Linked DNA regions of Homo sapiens: all the other regions are linked to region 1. A link is a contact called in ENCODE Hi-C or POLR2A ChIA-PET data. All regions are on one chromosome and are shown on one strand. Each heading gives the region's core, a stretch centred on a gene start or an enhancer-like site at or near the end of the contact. The rest is flanking DNA. Distances are from core to core; before and after follow the strand shown.

The links. A loop is a pair of places that touch in the nucleus more often than their neighbours do. ChIA-PET counts read pairs that join two places held with the same protein, here RNA polymerase II (POLR2A). Pooled maps may share reads with other maps.
Region 2: a pooled map shows a loop between it and region 1 (2.2-fold over the local background). The contact joins two enhancer-like sites. A Hi-C loop is called at or near these places in 2 of 50 pooled maps. POLR2A ChIA-PET finds 5 or more read pairs at or near these places in 2 of 52 experiments (activated CD4-positive, alpha-beta T cell and activated naive CD4-positive, alpha-beta T cell).
Region 3: a loop to region 1 is called in a pooled map, with 3 times the contacts of the local background. The contact joins two enhancer-like sites. A Hi-C loop is called at or near these places in 13 of 168 maps with a recorded cell type or tissue (CD4-positive, alpha-beta T cell, CD8-positive, alpha-beta T cell, Calu3 and 6 more), 6 of 37 single-sample maps with no recorded cell type and 17 of 50 pooled maps. POLR2A ChIA-PET finds 5 or more read pairs at or near these places in 3 of 52 experiments (CD4-positive, alpha-beta T cell, CD8-positive, alpha-beta memory T cell and activated T-cell).
Region 4: a loop to region 1 is called in a pooled map, with 2.5 times the contacts of the local background. The contact joins two enhancer-like sites. A Hi-C loop is called at or near these places in 1 of 37 single-sample maps with no recorded cell type and 4 of 50 pooled maps. POLR2A ChIA-PET finds 5 or more read pairs at or near these places in 2 of 52 experiments (PC-9 and T-cell).

The regions. Positions count from the first base shown.
Region 1 is chr7:37,180,806-37,183,570 of GRCh38, forward strand. The region is part of intron 13 of ELMO1 (engulfment and cell motility 1); the gene reads right to left. Among named protein-coding and RNA genes, the nearest start is that of ELMO1-AS1, 180 kb to the left of the region's middle. Within about 2 kb of position 1,351, at least 2 of the 41 ENCODE cell types and tissues checked have a DNase peak (open chromatin) inside an H3K27ac peak, as active enhancers do.
Region 2 is chr7:36,853,373-36,856,224 of GRCh38, forward strand. ELMO1 (engulfment and cell motility 1) reads right to left here. Exons shown (of 22, transcript NM_014800.11): 22 at 1-2,379. The coding sequence ends at 2,179. Among named protein-coding and RNA genes, the nearest start is that of MIR1200, 65 kb to the right of the region's middle. RefSeq lists an enhancer at 1,316-1,817. Within about 2 kb of position 1,444, at least 2 of the 41 ENCODE cell types and tissues checked have a DNase peak (open chromatin) inside an H3K27ac peak, as active enhancers do.
Region 3 is chr7:36,689,608-36,692,621 of GRCh38, forward strand. All of the region lies in intron 1 of AOAH (acyloxyacyl hydrolase), which reads right to left. Among named protein-coding and RNA genes, the nearest start is that of AOAH, 33 kb to the right of the region's middle. Within about 2 kb of position 1,409, at least 2 of the 41 ENCODE cell types and tissues checked have a DNase peak (open chromatin) inside an H3K27ac peak, as active enhancers do.
Region 4 is chr7:36,746,005-36,748,748 of GRCh38, forward strand. No RefSeq gene overlaps it. Among named protein-coding and RNA genes, the nearest start is that of AOAH, 23 kb to the left of the region's middle. Within about 2 kb of position 1,432, at least 4 of the 41 ENCODE cell types and tissues checked have a DNase peak (open chromatin) inside an H3K27ac peak, as active enhancers do.

The DNA of each region.
Region 1 (2,765 bases), core at 101-2,600:
ATATGCGCACACACACACACACACACATGCACACGCAAACAGAGAAAGAGAGAAAGCAAACACCAGGGAGGAAATGAGGCAAAACATCAACAGTGAATATATCTGGTGGAAGGTTATGCAGAGTTCCTTGTACAATTCTTGTAATTTTTTTCCTAGGTTAAAATCATATCAAAATAGAAACTCAAAAAAATGATTTTTGGAACTAGATAGTGGGTGATTGTGCAATATTATAAATGTACTAAATGAAATGTCTACTTTAACATGCTTAATTTTATGTTATGTGAATTTTACCTCAGTAAGAATAAAAATAATAACGACAGTCCCAAGAGACTCTCCATAATTCCAGGGGTCACAGTTGCCTGGACTCAAAATGGGGACAAGTGAGAGGCATAAAGTGTTAGATGGCAAACCATCAGCATGCCCAGTGGCCACAAGGCAGCCTCCCTAAAACAGGGGTCAACTTTTTGTCCTGAGAACCGTCTCTGAAACTACTCCAAGGTAGTACTCCAGGCTAAGTCACCGAGAAGGAGGATGCCCGCCTCATCCCTGCAGGGTGGGGTTACACCACACCTGCCCTCTCTGTGGGCTACTCTTCACATTTTAATTAAATCATCGGGCATTTCCTGAGGCAGCTCTGTCTTGTATTTGCAGATTGGATGGCCTTTGAGCGTCCTTGTATAAGCCAAGACTTTTGACAGAAATGCAATCCTAGTTACAGAAACAAGAGGCCAATTTATATGAAACTGAACTGGGAGATACATATAAAGACCATTAAACACAGGACATAATACCACATTCCACAAGTAAAGAAATTCTCAATAAATATTTGTCAAAAAAAGAAAGCAGGAATGTATTGCAGTCCTCATATCACAGATGAGTATGTGATGCTCAGAGAGGTTAAGTATTTTGCCCAGGGTCACACAGCTAGTAAGTGCCTAAACTGAGGTTTGATTGCAGGTCAGCTGACTAAAGTCAGTACTTTGAACAATGGCCTCTGATTACTACCATGTTTCTTTGAGAAAATATGGTGTAACTTATGGTTGCAACAGGCATTGCTGATTACTGCATCCCTAGCAAAGGAAATAGTTATTTTCTCAGTAGAGAAAAGAACACAGAATACACATAAAACTCCTGCTTAGAAAGTACCAAATATTTCAAATGTGTATGCCAACATATAAGCTGTATTTCCTCCCTCCAATTGCCCCCCTCTCAAATAAGAAAAAAAAAATTAAAAACACATTTACATCCGTTTTGCCCAAACTTGGATCAGGCTTGGAAGGTAAGAGGTGACCAGCTAAGGCATGGGGTTTGGTGTGGGCTTCCCACCGCCCCGAGGCTCCTAAGTCCAAAGGCATGGGAAGGTGCTGCCCCCTGGTGACGACATGAGGTAATCAGCTCAGCACAGTGAAAACTAGAGCTTCACATCCTCTCAGAGTTTGGTAACATCGGTAGAGTTTTATACACCGGCAGATACGGTAGGGCAGATTCTAAGCAATCACTCAGTGTAACAATCACAATCCCACCCCATTCACTTGCACTTAAATGTGCTCTTGAGGCAGGGAGAGAAAATGGCAGCAGAACAGCTCTCAGCACATATAAGGTGGAAAAAGGCTAAAAATGACAACATAGGAAGATCATGAGTGCTCTTGTGCTCTACTTTTTTTTTTTTTTTTTTTTTTTTTTGAGACGGAGTCTCGCTTGGTTGCCCACGCTGGAGTGCAATGGCACGATCGGTCTCGCTCTCCTTCTTTCTCTCTTTCTCTCTCTCTCTCCCTCCCCCTCCTCTCTCTCTTCTCTCTCCCTTGACAAGCGCTTTTTCATTTGCATTCCTGAGTTCTCTTAACCTTTTACTTAGAGAGGTGCAGTATGGTTTAGAGTAAATAAATTTAAAAAGCCAAGAGGCTTGGGAATGATACAATTATCACTGAATTCTGGTGTCCCTTCTTACCCCGTGTGAGACTCTGGGCAGGTTACTTAACCTCAGTATAGTATTTTTAGATATAAAACCAGGGACAAAACATCTATTTCACCAGTTAGCTGCAAGAAGAGTGTGTCAAACATGGTGGAGGGGCCCTCATAGGTGGTAAGTATACAAACAATGTTTAGTTCCTCTTTCCCTCTAGGCTGGCACTCCATAAGGATGGCTCATACCTTTGCTATGCTCTTCTTTTTTTTCCTGGAGAAACCCTATAAAAATGTCAAAAAGGACTAACACACGGAAGCTAGGTTTGAAATGCAGAGACCAGCTTGCATGGAGTCAAAGTGATTGGTGTGTTGATACACTAGAACAATTTTAAATGGAAATAGTTTAGGAGCAGACATCCTAAAAACTGCCCAGAAGGCCTAATGAAGGAAGAGAAGCTGCTGAAGAGGAGGACGATCTGGCACAGAAGGAGAAGGAGGAAGGAGGAGGAAGAACAGGTCTATCGAGAGTGAGCAACACGTTCATTTTCACAGCAACTAAATACATCAAACAAAAATAAACCCCGGCTGTAAAGAAACATAGTAAACATTCTGCCAGTGTATGTGGTAAATAACATTGTTTCAGTAATTAGTGCCATTTTTTATACACTGCCCCTAAAGTATTTACAATAAGGATGTGACAATGAGGAGGAAGAGGCAGGGGGAGAAGAGGAGGGAACCAGAGCCCCAAAGCTTTATTTGTTCGTGCACTACACATGAATCCAACTTTTATCAGGGGAAGAGATAAGAAAGGCCTAGAAAAGCTGACCTCCTGTTACTCAGGACCCAGAAGAGAGAGAGAG
Region 2 (2,852 bases), core at 194-2,693, 330 kb before region 1:
CAGAGATCCTGGTCCAGAAAGTTCCCTTTTTCATGGATTGGATCTTGTAACCCATAAGAAAAAAATAATATGACTTTGTTTGCTGCCTTTGACCTAACACTTACTGTTTTATCATGATGATGGGTAGATTAATAACTGCTCCTGATAGCAAGTACATGTTAATAACATCGAAGCTTAATGATCAAGGAATTAACAGCTTGACACAGGTGTGAGTGCTCTGATGGGAAGAAGGAACCCCTGTGAATGCAAAGGACTTTTTTCCTGCAATGCATGCAGTGCTCTGGACCATATCATCTCAACCCAGGTCAATCTGTAATTGCACATCCTGATGACGGTAAAGAGAAATGACCTGGATGCTTCCACAGCTTGTGCTGTGAGGCCAGAGTGGCTGGTGCTGTGCCACGCTTAATACTGCATGCTTGGACCCTTCTGACATCCCTCCCAGTGCTGGGAGTTTACAATCCTGATAATGCCTCCAGTGCAAATGACTTAAGAAACATCCTTCGCTGGGCTCTGACCTATAATTTATTAACCCACGGTTAGATTTATTTAGTTCTGGCTTATTTCAGGTCTGTGGGTATGCATTCTTTTCATTGCTAAATGTGCTCCCTCAAAGTTGTGATGTCTTTAATTAGACCCATTCTATAAATTATATCATGGTAAGAAAGAAAAAAGAGAAAGTCATGGTCAAGAGACAGCAATGTAAAAGGAATAGATATTTTCATACAGTGGGTCTGATTTTCTCAGTGAGTCGAGATGGTCTTCTTAGAAGTAACATTCTCCACTGATGCTCAGAGCCTATGGTGACCTAGCAATGGTGGAGGGTTTCCCACAGCAGTGTTTTTCAAACCAATGTACATAAACATCACCCAATTCAGCAGGTCTAGGGTGGAGCTGAAGAGCTGGCATCTCCAACAAGCTCCCAGGTGATGCTGATGACTGAGTAGCAAGAACCTAAGTTACTAAATCAAAACACCAGCTCCCCAAATCATCACAATCCATTTTATTCCACAGCATGTTTAAGGGAATGTTATTTTCAGGAAGATGTTTGGGATTAAAATAATTAAAAAAAAACTGGAAATTCACACATTTATGTATCTCTTCTTTTCATTAAATATATATCTGTTTGGCAAAAAATGTTAGACTCTTTTGTACAAAAACAAAGCAAAAAAAAAAAAAAAAACTAACCCAAAACTCTTGCAAATTGTAAATACCAGTAATAATTACAATGATGTAAACTTGGATGTCTGACAGCTTGACCATCCTGTGGAACTTGAGTTGCAGCAGGACCTCCCAGGAGAAGGTAACACCAAACGCTTGGATAGCAACAGTCCGTCCTAGAGGCATTTAGGTTTAGTCTATTAGAGATGGAGCGAGACTACTGATTTCACCATTTGTGCTTTCAGCTAAGAGGCTGGGAGCGTGGGTGGAAATGAAGAAGGCAGTTCTGGCCTGGGGCAGGGAGAGGAAACCCCAGACTAGCTGGTGAGGAGGGAAGATTTGTCACGATCACAGTGCAGACGCAAAGTGGGCATGGGACCTGTGGACTGTTTGGGAAATTTATGCTAGGGAGGATCACGAGGAGGCTGCGGCTGCTGCTCTTGGGACCAAAGAGGAACAGAGCAAGGCAAAAGCAGGGAGAGAGGTGGGAGGAGATTTGAGCGCAGATCTTAATTCAAGTGTAACTGGTGGTGCGAGATGATTCTAGAGAGAGGGGAAAGGAGGATGTGGGGTTTGGTCTTCTCATCAAATAGCTAGGCCATTTCCTCCAGACAGGGGCCTTGGGGCACTGCCCTTGGTCTGGTGGGCAAGTTTTTGGGCAGTCTGGGGCTGCTGGCTTTCCTGCCCAAGGGAAGGAAGGGCATGCCTGCAGAGGGCTAGGATGGAAGGGCCCTTTGGCCTTCTTACTGGCAGTGGGCTTTGCTCTTGTCCCACCAGTGGACTGCAGCCATGGGAAGTGACCTGAAGCAGTGGAGCCGAGGAACAGAATCAGGGCGGTGAGCAAGATGCCAGCTAGGGGCTGAAAGTTGCCAGGGCTAGAGGTGATGCTGAAGGGAATGTGGACCCACAGCTTCCCTTTACCAAAGGACGGTTCCAAGGCGTGGGTGTGTTTTCATTCCTCTCTCCTGTTAGCTAGGTGTTCCAGTTTTGGAAGGGGCATGTCTGGGCCCGGCCACTTCAGTTACAGTCATAGACGAAGTCATAGTTGCTGGGCTCCTTGGGAATCGGCGGAGGTGCGTCAGGGATCTGGATGTTTTCCAGGTCCAGGAGGCGGAGCTTGATTTCCATGCTGAGCAGGGTGTCCAGGTCATTCCGCGTCAGGTCGCTCATCATGTCCTTCCCGAGTAGCGCATTCAGTCCATCCGTCCAGATACAGTACTGGCAGGAAGGGAGGCAACAGCGATCATTACTGGTGGCAATTACAGAAGTATTAATAGTAAAAATAGCTAACAGTGAATACTCATCCCTCAGTAGGCTGTGCGCTAAGGGCTCTGCCTACTTCGTCATTTCATATTTGGCGACATCTCAATATAAAGTCGATACTTCTGTTATCTCTGTTTTATAGGTGAAGGAACTGAGGTACAGAGAAGTGACTCAGTATTATGTAGACCGGGTGGGATTTGAACCCAGGCAATCTGACTCCAGTGCCTGTGCTCTTCTTTGCAAAGAATGCTTCTCTGTAACAGCTGAGGATTGGAGTTCTCCATGACTTGCAATGTAACACCTAGGTGGGAGTCTATGACTTTTAGGTACTGGTGGAATCTACCGAACAGCCCTGGACTCAACATCAGGTGAAGCAGGTTTCTTTGCTGACTCCAGTCATGGCTCCTAGTCTAGTAGCTCATCTCGGC
Region 3 (3,014 bases), core at 159-2,658, 490 kb before region 1:
TGGATGGTAAATACCAGTCAAAAGCTAGGGAAGATGTGATTTTGGAGAGACCATAACAGGCAGGAGAAGAGCTGGTGAGAGAAGAGGCACTCCCAAGAGAGAAAAAAGACTCGGTGGCCTGAAACAGCCTGGTATATTTCTCCATATGTTTCTCACTTTAATTAGCAGCAACTTTTCTCACTAATACCTAAAATAATATTCTTGCAATCAATGGCATAATAGACTTGATGAGATGCAAGAATTGAAAACCAACAATAGTTTGGTGCAGCAGGAATAGTGGGTGATCGTAGGGCATAAGGTGACCTTTCCTTGGAATTCGTCCTTGAGGAGTCTCCATTCCTATGACCCCAGTGATCATAAACCTTGGATGCTGTTTCCTTTCCCTGAAAATTCAACTCCATCATTAGCATTTGTTTTAATCCGTGGCTTAGAAGGATAAATGCAAAGCGAATGGGGCAGCTTGAAACCAGCCTGCTTCTTTGTACTTACACATATGGGCTTTTCTTCTGAATTTCACTCAGAGAAATCCCATCAAGGACTCTTATGACAGTTGTGGCTTCTCAGCACTGCTGGCTAAAATTGGAAAATCATTAGCTAGATAAAAAGAAGCAAAAAAAATTATCTGTCTCTGAACACTGGGTGAGTCTTACCGCTATCGTCACTTTGCCCAGTGAAGAGTTATGATGATCAAAAGGACCCTGCAGGAAAGGCCATAATGGGGTTTGAAATCATGAACACCCAGGTTGGGCTCAGCTCTGATCTGGAGTCCTGCTCATTCAGCCATCTCCGCCTGTCTCCAGTGGGCTCACCTCCCCTTCCAGTTGAATTGTTAATTTCAGGTGTGCAGTGAGATGTGTTCTGAATCCTTTAGCAGCAAAAATGGAGAAACTGACTTTTCTACAGTTTCTAATAAGAGGTTTCGCTTCCTTGACAGGCTAACGAATGTTTTTCCTGGGAGAGATGCACGGGCAGAGTAATTCCTCCCATTACAGACTATTCTCTGGCTGCTAATAAAAGACCTGGCTCTGTTAAAGTGAATTTGTCAGAGTTGCTGTTCATTTAGGAAGTGAGAAGAGGGGGCGAGAGCTATGCATTTTGCTCAGTGGTCACCATCTGAAATCTCACATATGGAAAATCTCTTCTCACCTGGTATCTGAAAATAATGAGTACAATAGAAACAGACACTCCTGGTAGCACAGGAAAAGAAGCAAATGGGCCCGAATAAAAACAGCTGCCAGAGGGATCACATCTGGCCACATACCTCAGGTAGACTGCAGACTGGGCCAAGGAATCCTTTTGATGTGAAACAGGCTCTTGAAACTCTAATTATAATCATATCTGTGCTGGCTGGAAATACAGCCAACTGCAGAGAGTGGTCTATTAGATTTCCCATTTGTCTGAAACCCACACTTTGCTGAAAAGCCTTGAAAGCACCTGGCAGTTGTCAGAGCCACAGTCAGCATGACTATACTTCCTTTTTGACCCTGAGTAGAAGCATGAATAATTCATCACATTGCTAGAGTGTACCTTACGGTTTTCAAAATGTTTTTTGCATATATTATTATCTCATTCAAACTTCACAACAACTCATAGATCTACGAATTATTACTCTCATTTTACAGATGAGCACATGGAGGCTGAGTGGATAAGTACCTTGCCAAGTATACAGCTAGTAACAGGGGAAATTGAGACTTGAACACAATATTTGGTGAAAAGAAAAGAAGAAAGAAAGGTGTAAAAATAATCACCTAAAATGTATCTTACTGCTGGCCTTGTTTCCCTAAGATGCTAGTTACTCAGAGAGCATGGCACACAACGCCGGTGTGAATCTCATTGCACCTTACCCTTTCTTTCTTCTGCTTCCTCATCTTAGAGTCTGGACATGGATAGAGAGAGACAAAGGAGGAGAAAGAGAATGGAAAGGAGGAAAAGGAAGGCTACCTAAGGTGCTCTGGTATAGTAGAGAGTAGAAGAATTGGGAGGTCAGAGAGACCTGGACTCAAATACCCCTTCTATTACTTATGAATTGGTGCATTTGGTAGGATTTTGGCACCCATGGAATGGAATAACAATGCCCCTTGTTTGGTATATTGGAAACAGCCACATAGTTTTTGCACTTCCTCCCATGAAGTGATGGTGTCTATATCCCAGCCCTTTGAATCTGGCCTTGTGACTTGCTTTGACCAGTATGTGAAGGAAGGGACAGTGTGTCAGATTGTAACTGAGTCCTCCAACAGCTTTTCAGCTTCCACTTTTGCCCTCTTTGACACTGCAGCTGTGAGCCTGAGCCAACCTGCTGGAAAGGCCCCATGACGGAAAACCGAGGTGCTTCAGCCAGCAGATCACCTAGATCATTCCAGATCACCCTGTCCCTGCCATTTCATCATCTACCAGCTGAGCGCAGCTGCAGGAGTGAGCCCCAGGAGACCAACTGAAGAATTATCCAACTGTGCCCAGCTCACAGAATATCTTGGGCTCATAAATGATGGTTGTGTAAGTGTGGGGTGGTTTGTAATACAGCAAAGGCTATCTGTACATCTGGCAAAAGTGTCATGAGGCTTACGTGATACCACACATAAAATGCACATGGTGCCTGGCATGGAGCAGGCATTTAGCAAACATTAGTTCCTCTCCCGTCTACTAAGGCCACCACAGGGAAGACACATCTTCTCCACGAACTCTTTGAAAAATAAAGGCACAGAAGCTCATCTTTGAAAAATATGTTGCATTATCAACAACATTTTTACTTTCATAGGGCTGAATCTTCTTTTATTGCAGACAACTAGTGTTTTCATTACATTTGAGTAGATTAGACTCTGTGGCCTAACCTAACTACTACTTGAAACATTTTTTTTTTATGAGAAAATGCTCAGTGGGTTCAAAATTGCCAACGTTGCCAAGAACATTGTCAACCAGAGAGGCACTGTTTTGGGCAATTAGTGGTGAAAACAAAGGCTTAGGGCATTGATAAGTGAGCAAAGCCCAAGCAAGGCGTGAGAAGAAATGAGCAGGCT
Region 4 (2,744 bases), core at 182-2,681, 430 kb before region 1:
TCCAGGGGCAAAGAGATCCCATACCTATGGGGGGAGGGCACAGTACCCTGGTCAGGGCTGCAGCAAGGACCTGGTTGGGGCCAAAACTTTGGGGAGGGTTACGGGGCTGAGATGGAGCCCAGAGATCAACTGCAAATGCGCCAGCTACAGATTTCAGCTCCAGAGGTCAGCATGGTATAGGGGCCATCCACATGTAGTCCTTTCCAGGACACCAAAGGACTACGGAATCAAATACGTAGAGTTAGAGTCCATTCCTCCTCACTTCCCTGGACTCCCCGATTTCCCCACACCCAGAGGTCATCTTGAAAAGGAAGGGGTAGGGAGATCTGGAAGATCAAGCATTGATGCACAAGCAGCCTGGCCACCCCCAAAAGCAGACTCCAACCCACAGAAACAGAGGTATTACTAACTGGTGAGTTTGAAGTGTAACTGCCCTGCACATCATGCACAGGAAGAACAGAAAATTCCTAATAAGGAAGCAACCTCTTATGAAACTGAGCAAGCAAGCTGGCAGCGTGTGCAGCCCAGTACACGTGGCAACAATGATAAGGATGGAGCGGTCCGGAGTGGGGGTGACCCAGCCCTTGCCTGCCAGTGGGATCTCTTAGTCAGGCTTGTGAGTGACCTCAGGCTGAAGGGCTAAGGGCCATGGCAGAAGCCTGACAGGAGAGGCAGGGAGCACAGAGCCAAGAGAGGCTAGTTTAGGGAGTAGGGACGGCTTCCCAAGGGGGTTGGTGCAGTTAGTGGGACCAGGGAACACGCTCACCTTTTATAGGGAGTGAGGCTCTCCTGGGTCATGAAACTGAGCTACAGAAGCCTGGCGCCTTTCTCAGGCTCTTCTGGTTGTAAGTTACAGAAAGCCATGGGAGCCAACTTGAGCAAATGCAATGGATGGGGCACTGCAGAGGCTCATGGAATCAGAGAACAGAGACTGCAGGACCTAGGGAAGGCACAGGACTGGACCGGGGGACACAGTAAAGAGCCCAGGAAGGGTGTCATTTCTACTTTCCTCTGAGCCTCTACTTCATCCTCCCTTTGGCTTTGGACTGTCTTGCCTCGTTTTTTGTTGGGAAGGCCAACAGCTCCTGAGCTTACGTGTTGCAGGGCCAAGTTTCTCTCTGTCTCAGTTGAAATTTGCCATGAAGGGACTGGTTTGCCTCCTGTACACCCATCAATTCCACCAGGAGCAAGGGAGGACAAGGGAACAAAACAGCTTTCAAAACAACATTGTGGATGGGAGAGAAGCGGGGAGGTACGAATAAGGGGTCTAGGCTTCACCCTAGGCTGCCAGGAAGGATCAGTCACTCTCCCCAGTAAATTAAGGAAAGTCCAGAAAGAAGAGAGAGTGATTTCGGGAAGCAGTAGGGGTGGACAGAAGAGGTACCCTCCTCCCCCTTGGACTTGGAAAAACAGAGCCAGCACTCTCCTGGCCATGAGTCAGAAAGTGGAGCTGTAGGGGGTGGCTGCAGAACCACAGGGTACATTTTTTCACTCTTTCATTATGTCACCTTAAAGAAATTAAGTAAAACTGCCAGTAAGGAAAAAAGAAAGCTAATAGTGGGGATATTGCTCAAAGGCAGAAAATTAGTTAAACATTACATTGGGGTTTCACAACAGGTTGGTGTACTGATTTTCTCACAGCTCCTTAATGAGTCTTGGAAAAAAAGATATAATTTTAATGTGGTCTTGATTGCTTTATTCTCAGGTCAGCCTGAGAATTTTCTCATGACGTTAATTATTCATTTTTGTAAGAAGCCTGCATAAATAAAAGTACAAGTACCGGGTGTCCAGTGTGGCATTTCAGGAGCTTGGAGAAAGAGGATAGAGAAGGTGAGAGCTGGGGGAAAATTGAGAGGTGGCCAGAAAGAGAGGCTTTGGTCATTTCCAGAGTCATGGAGTTGCAGAGAACTAGCTTTAGGCATTGCATGTAATTTAATGTTCTTCAATGTCCTGTAGCCTAAGACCACCTGGAACACACCTGTAGTCAACAAAGTTAGGCTGATTAACGCCACAGCAAGGGAAACTGCACGCTGTGGGGAAGCTTGAGGCATCTCAAAAGGGTGGATTAAGACAAGGGCACCCAATAAAGCTTTGGGGGCTGGAGTTAGTCACAGGATGGTGTTGGCAGGATTTCATCAGATTCTGTAAACTGGGGAGTTTCTGGAAAAGTAAGTGGTCTTATCTTTGGGATTCACAAGTCTGTGTGGAGTTACTGACAGGTCAATTTCTCTATGGTCTTATCTGGGAACAAATGGGCCTGAAAGAGCTGGTGTTTCAAGGTTTGAACTTAGATCGTCTGTGATGCCCACCACGGTGTGGTCGGGAGAAATTGGCCTGCTTCGAAACTGAGGCTTATGTTTTGAAAATTGTGGTTTCTGTTTTCATTCTCGGTCCCTGTCATCTCTCTGCCAACATGAACCCCAGTCTGCCAGTCTACCTTTTTCATTTACTCACTATTTTTCTATCCCATCGTTATGGTTATTCTACTGACATGCTACATGTAACATAAAGAGCCCTACAGCTGCATAACCTCCTGAGAGAGGGCTTCTTTAGTTTGCAATGGAGAACTGGAGATGGTGCTCATTCACAGATATCTAACACTCGGTAAGTCATCTTGTTTGACCACTCCCTCCTCACAGGTCTGTGCCTTAACTGTGCATGTGAAATATTATATATCTTAGATTTAAGAAACAATTTGGCTCAACAAATGACAGTATCAGGGAGCTATTATGAGTTCTAAGAAC